2 separate regions of the Homo sapiens genome follow, and region 2 is linked to region 1. Evidence: chromatin contacts called from ENCODE Hi-C data. All regions are on one chromosome and are shown on one strand. Each heading gives the region's core, a stretch centred on a gene start or an enhancer-like site at or near the end of the contact. The rest is flanking DNA. Distances are from core to core; before and after follow the strand shown.

Region 1 (3,031 bases), core at 374-2,873:
TATCCAGGCTGGGCGCGGTGGCTCATGCCTGTAATCCCAGCACTTTGGGAGGCCAAGGCAGCCAGATCACCTGAGGTCAGGAGTTCGAGACCAGCCTGGCCAACATGGCAAAACCTCATCTCTACTAAAAATAGCTGGGAGTGGTGGCAGGCTCCTGTAGTCCCACCTACTCAGGAGGCTGAAGCAGGAGAGTCACTCGAACCTGGGAGGCGGAGGTTGCAGTGAGCTGAAATCACACCACTGCACTCCAGCCTGGGTGACGGAAGAAGACTCTTGTCTCAAAAAAAAAAAAAAAGGAATAATTAATTTGTATCCATTGATTTCTAGACTTTTTTCTAGCTTGCTGCACAGCTGTCATTCCAGAATTTCTCTCATTGTCCTCCTGAATTAAGCCTACAATTTCTTTGATCCCATTTCTTCCTCTTTCTTAGATTTCTTTAATTTTTTTTCTTCTGATCTAGCAGCAGCCAAATGAAAATTTAAAAAAATTTGTTCTGGAGTACTTAGTCAAAAACTTGTTCTAAGATTATATGGAAAGTAAATCATATGCCATGCATATTCGAGAGTCTTTATTTTCCTCTTATACTTGTTTAATAATTTGGCTGAGTATAGGATTGTAGGTTCAAAATAACTTCCCTCTGAATTTTGAGGACATTGCTGTGTCTCAGTCTGGTATTCAGAGTTACTGATGTGAAGTCTGCTCAGAATCTGTTTCTTGTTCCTTTGTAGGCAGCATGATTTTTCTCTTTGAAAGTTTTAACGTTTATTTCTTTATCTTTATAGTTCTGAAATCTCACAAGAGTGCATTTCTCTGAGGATACTTTTTAACTTCTGCTTAGCACTTGGTATACCCTTTCAGTCTGAAGACCTGTGTTTTTCTTCAACTCTGGGAAATTTAAAAAATATTCTTTCCCTCTTTTCTGTAAATTTTTTTCTGTTCTTTCTTTTTAAATTTCTTATTAGGTGGAGGTTGACCTTGGGAATTAATCTTCTTGGCTTTGGCTTTTTTTTTTCTATTAAAAAATATCTCTTTGTCTTTTTGTTTATCTTCTTTGCTGCTTTTTTTTTTAGTTTCATTTTTAATTTCTAAGAACATCTTTTTTTTGTCTTATAGTCTCTTTTATGGGAACCTGTTCTTGTTTTATGCTGCATTACCTTTTAAATATCCCTGTGGATGCTAAATCGGAACTTTAAACGTTCTTCTGTGTTCCTTGAGTCATCTATTTTCTCTGAGATCAGTTGACCTTTTACTTATCTTTATCTGTTTTGGGGATGTGTGCTTCAGTCTTCCTCAAAGCTCTGGTGATCTTACTAGTCTGTTTATACTTAGGAATGAATGAGTACATTGATTTATCAAACAAATGGCCGGCATAGCTTTCCTCTCCTATTATTTGGAGATTTTTCTCCAACAGGCCTCTCCCCAAAATGGGAAGGACCAGTGGGGAACTCGGTACCAAGGTGGTACCTGTCCAGTGACATCTTCATTTTAGGACTTATGGGTGAGGATTAGGCAGTAGGCAGCCTGACCTCCTGCCCCACCTTATCCCCATGTCCCACCTATCCCCCAAAACAAAAGAAGAAGGGCCTGACTCACGCCACGGAGGAAGCTCCACACTTGGCTTTTCTGTGTCAGCCCAGCTTCTTGTGTGCAGTAAGGCTAAGGACGGGCAGGTCGCGGGGCTTGGGTGTCCTGTCCCAGCCCTGTGGCGCATCTCCCTGACTGCTCTTCTTCACAGCCTCGGTGGGGGGAAGCAGGGCGTCAGTGCTCCTGGAGCTCTACTGGGAAGACGGAGTGTGAGGCAGCATTCTGTTCATGTTCTGTGCTGTGGCTTCCTGCGTTTCTGCCCTTGGATCATGGCTGTGGAGCCTGCTTTCCCTCTTCCAGAAGCTGACCGGCTCTCATTCTCAGTGTTGTTAATGAATTTATTTTCTATTAAGCATGGAGATTTATTTTCCATTAACAGTGTTTTGGGAGGGAAGGGAGTTAGGCATGTGATTCATTCATTTTGAACTGGAAGCCAGTTATGTGTACTTTAGGCATGCAAATCTTAAGAGATGTTTATATACTCATACTCAGGTCTGTTTTTTTTTTTAAGTTCTTTTTTTTTTTTTTTTTTTTGAGATGGAGTCTCACTCTGTAGCCCAAGCTGGAGTGCAGTGGCACAATCTTCGCTCACTGAAACTTCCGCCTTCCGAGCTCAAGCGATTCTCATGCCTCAGCCTCCCGAGTAGCTGGGACTACAGGCGCGTGCCACCATGCGTGGCTAGTTTTTTGTATTTTAGTAGAGACAGGGTTTCACCATGTTGCCCAGGGTGGTCTCGAACTCCTGAGCTCAGGCGATCTGTCAGCCTTGGCACCCCAAAGTGCTAGAATTACAGGCATGAGCCACCGCGCCTGGCCTCAAGTTCTTAATCTTAACAATTTAATATATATTTTTATCAACTGAACTTAGGCTAGTTTTCAAAACAGTAATGAATTAGAAGGCTTTTGGGAGGATGCTGTTTCTAGTAGGAATGAGAAGTTAGAGCTGATGTACGAGTGATTAAAAGTGAACTTGAGAGCCCAAAGCTAAGTTGTCTGTACAACCCACGTTACCCTCGCAGCCCCTGGGGGCAGCATTGTATTGCAGGATCATGATAGGGGTCAAGAAGGTGGCCCCAAAGGTTGAGTGGTGGTCTATTTAAGAAGCAAATAAGCTTATAGCTTTAGATTTTCATAATCAATGATTAAAATTAAGCCTTTGCATTTGAAGGGGCCTCTTTCAATTTACCGGATAATCAGACATATGGAATGTTTCACCCATCCCACCAAAAACGAGGTATTGTCGTGGAGTCAGATTTCATCAATGTCTGGGGTTCCTACAGTGTGCCAGGCGCGGTTCTAAATGCTTTTTCACATGGGTCATTTAATTTTTACAAATTATTTGTATACTAACGTTTATACTAAGTTAAATCTTACTTTGTATAATGTAGCTAAGTTGAATTGTCTTGATAGTGTGTGTGTAGCCAATAAAGGGGGTGTGTTGCCCTC
Region 2 (3,386 bases), core at 499-2,998, 150 kb after region 1:
CTAAGCTCCTTCTCCAAAGGCAGAGAAGGCACTGAGGTGGGACATGAGTCCCAGGGGTGGGGCCTGCCGCTGACAGTGTGTGGCTGTGGGGGTCCAGAGGCACATGACCTCAAAAGAGTTTGTTTCAATTCAGACAGGCAAGGGCTAGAGTACACATTTTGTATTTAAAAAACAGAGGACATAGCTAAAATATTTATAGAGGATCGACCCCATGGTTTTTTGTCAGCCCCACAGCAAGGAACCAGAACTTGGTTTTGCAAAAATCAATATGCTTACATAGCCCTGCTGAGAGACAGGGCAACAGCCCAAGGCCTGGCTCCCCGGCACTGTAGGCAGCTGTTGCTAGGAACAGGGGCATCAGATCCCAGCATGGCAGGGAGAGCTTCACTTTGCTTGCTGCCACCATTTGTTGAGCACTTGCTAAATGCCAGGCACTGTGCAAAGAGCATTTTCCCCACACAGGTAGGATTAGAAAGTAGTAGTCCTCTTATCTTCTCTAATGGATGGAAAAACTGAGGCTCAGGATGGGAAGGTAACTTGTCCAAATAACACACAGGAAGATTAAAAGTAGAACACCTCATTTCTCAAAGCAGCAGAAAAACAAGTATGTTCCAAAACTACCAATGGAGAAAAATTTGCATGCTGTAAACTAACAGTTCATTAAATTCTGTTTAAGGCTGGATGCGGTGGCTCACGCCGGTAATCCCAGCACTTCAGGAGGCTGAGACTGGCAGATCACCGGAGGTCAGGAGTTCAAGACCAGACTGGCCAACATGGCGAAACCCCGTCTCTACAAAAAATGTAAAAATTAGCTGGGCGTGATGGCACAAGGCCTGTAATCCCAGCTAATGGGGAGGCTGAGGCAGGAGAATCACTTGAACCCAGGAGGCAGAGGTTGCAGTGAGTCAAGATCATGCCACTGCACTCCAGCCTGGGCGACAGAGACTCTGTCTCAAAAAAAAAAAAAAAAAAAAGAAAGAAAGAAAACAATGGAAAATTCCAGAAATAAACAATTCCTAAGTTTTAAGTTGCACACCATTCTGAGCAGTGTGATGTAGTCTTCTGCCATCCCACTTGGGACACAAATCATTCCCTTTGTCTGTCATGTCCACGCCGCATATGTGATCCACCCTATACTATGTGATTGTATAGAGAAAAACAGCATACATATATGGTTTGGCAGTTTCCAAGGTTTCAGACATCCACTGGGGGGTCTTGGAGCATAACCTCATGAATAAGGTGGGACTCCTGCAGTTGCGACAGAGACCAGACAGTCTTCAAAACCTAAAATATTTGTATTTTTCAGTACAGGAAAAGCTTGTCAACCCCTGGTCTACACACCTGGTTATCTTGGACCATCCTGCCCCAGACTTCCTCCGTAACAACCCATATAATGTTTCTATGACCATAGACGTAAAAGGAAACTGTGACCTTTACCAAAATAAGCAACTTATTTTTCACAAATTACTTATGTAATAAGCATCCTGTTTCCAAAACAGACCTCAGTTTTCAGGTCCGTTTTGAATTGACATTTGTCACACTGCTGACTCCTTTGTTACTGAGTGAACGATATATTCTTGAGACCAATTTTTCTAAGAAATGTTATTTTAGCACATGTTCCATGGAAAGGAGGGTTTACGTTTCCAAAATACAGATGTGACAAAGAGGAAGCACATCTGATGGCCAATGAGGAGAAACAACAGAGTGGATCCTGAGGCCTCCCGTGTCCTTTCAGCCTCCCTCTGCTACTCCCACTGCTGGCCACACCAGCCTCAGGGAGGGACTGCCATGTGCACTTTCCACGGCAGCTCATTTAACTCTTGCAGGAAACCCAAGAGGCATGTTGTGTTTCTGTCTCTGCTTTACTGACAAGGACAGGGAAGCCCAGGGAGTGAGGCGTCTCACCCAGGTCAGTGTCGGCGCACACAGGAGGCAACCAGGGCATGTGGCAGGGCCCCACAGGACACCAGGGCCTCTCAAACCCACTACCCTTTCAGGCCCCTCTGCTGCTCACCATTGGTGAAGTGGGGCTGTCAGGAGCAAAGAGAATTTCTGGATTTTCTCCTAACATTTTCCCCTACTTTAACCTCCCTTCATCTGTTGAATTTACTGCAAATCTTTCCTAGTCTTTTAGTTTTCCTATACTTAAAAAAACCTTGTTTTTAAAAATTACATAATTAGGCCAGGCACAGTGGCTCATGCCTATAATCCCAGCACTTTGGGAGGCTGTGGGCGGATCACCTGAGGTCAGGAGTTCGAGACCAGCCTGGCCAACATGGTGAAACCGTCTCTACTAAAAATACAAAAATTAGCTGGGCATGGTGGCACGTGCTTGTAATTCCAGCTATTCAGGAGGCTGAGGCAGGAGAATCACTTGAACCCAGGAGGCAGAGGTTGCAGTGAGACGAGATCACGCCATTGCACTCTAGCCAAGGCGACAGAGTGAGACTCCATCTCAAAAAAATACACACACACACACACACACACACAAAGTTAGCCAGCCGTGGTGGCACACACCTGTAATCCCAGTTAGTTGGGAGGCTTAGGTGGGAGAATAGCTGGAACCCATGAAGCAGAGGTTGCGTGAGCTGCGATCGTGCCACTGCACTCCAGCCTGCAGCCTGGGTAACAGAGTGACACTCTGTCTCAAAAAAAAAAAAAAAATTTTTTTTTAATTATATAAGCTCATGGTGAAAAATATCAGCATTATGGAATATAAAATTAAATGTCTCCTGTAATCCTAGCACTTTGGGAGGCTGAGGCGGTGGTTCATTGAAGGCCAGAAGTTTGAGACCAGCCTGGCCAACATGCTGAAACCCCATCCCTACTAAAAACACACAAAAAATTAGCCAGGCCTAGTGGTGGGCACCTGTAATCCCAGCTACTTGGGAGGCTGAGGCAGGAGAATCACTTGAACCTGGGAGGCGGACGTCGCAGTGAACTGAGATCGCACCACTGCACTCCAGCCTGGGTGACTGAACAAGACTCCGCCTCAAACAAACAAACAAGTCTCACCCACCCTCTAAAATAATTCCCATTTTCCAAGTCCATCAGACACTACAGATAGGGAAGGAAAACTTATTCCATTGGACACCCACAGATATATCTTTATCATCTTATAAACACTTAAAATGTATTCAAACCTTTTGTGCATACTTTCATCATATTGTAGGAAAGTTCTCCCAAAGAGACAGGTGTATGGGGGTGCTGTTTTCTTTCTCAGAATGTAAAAGGGATTTATGAAAACAAAACTGTTCGTGCTCAAAATATTCTGGGTTTCTACTAGAAACTAAATCCATTTTCCAACCACAAGGCATTCCATATCAAATCAGCAGCCTGCACTCTTCCTGCTCTTTATGAGAATTCCTACCTAAATCAGTCATCTT

Evidence for each region. Hi-C counts contacts between places; a loop is a spot of excess contacts on that map. Pooled maps may share reads with other maps.
Region 2: a loop to region 1 is called in a pooled map, with 3 times the contacts of the local background. The contact joins two enhancer-like sites. A Hi-C loop is called at or near these places in 2 of 168 maps with a recorded cell type or tissue (endothelial cell of umbilical vein and naive thymus-derived CD4-positive, alpha-beta T cell) and 6 of 50 pooled maps.

The regions. Positions count from the first base shown.
Region 1 is chr17:19,612,493-19,615,523 of GRCh38, forward strand. No RefSeq gene overlaps it. Among named protein-coding and RNA genes, the nearest start is that of ALDH3A2, 35 kb to the right of the region's middle. Within about 2 kb of position 1,624, at least 2 of the 41 ENCODE cell types and tissues checked have a DNase peak (open chromatin) inside an H3K27ac peak, as active enhancers do.
Region 2 is chr17:19,766,768-19,770,153 of GRCh38, forward strand. No RefSeq gene overlaps it. Among named protein-coding and RNA genes, the nearest start is that of ALDH3A1, 20 kb to the left of the region's middle. RefSeq lists an enhancer at 1-146. Within about 2 kb of position 1,749, at least 2 of the 41 ENCODE cell types and tissues checked have a DNase peak (open chromatin) inside an H3K27ac peak, as active enhancers do.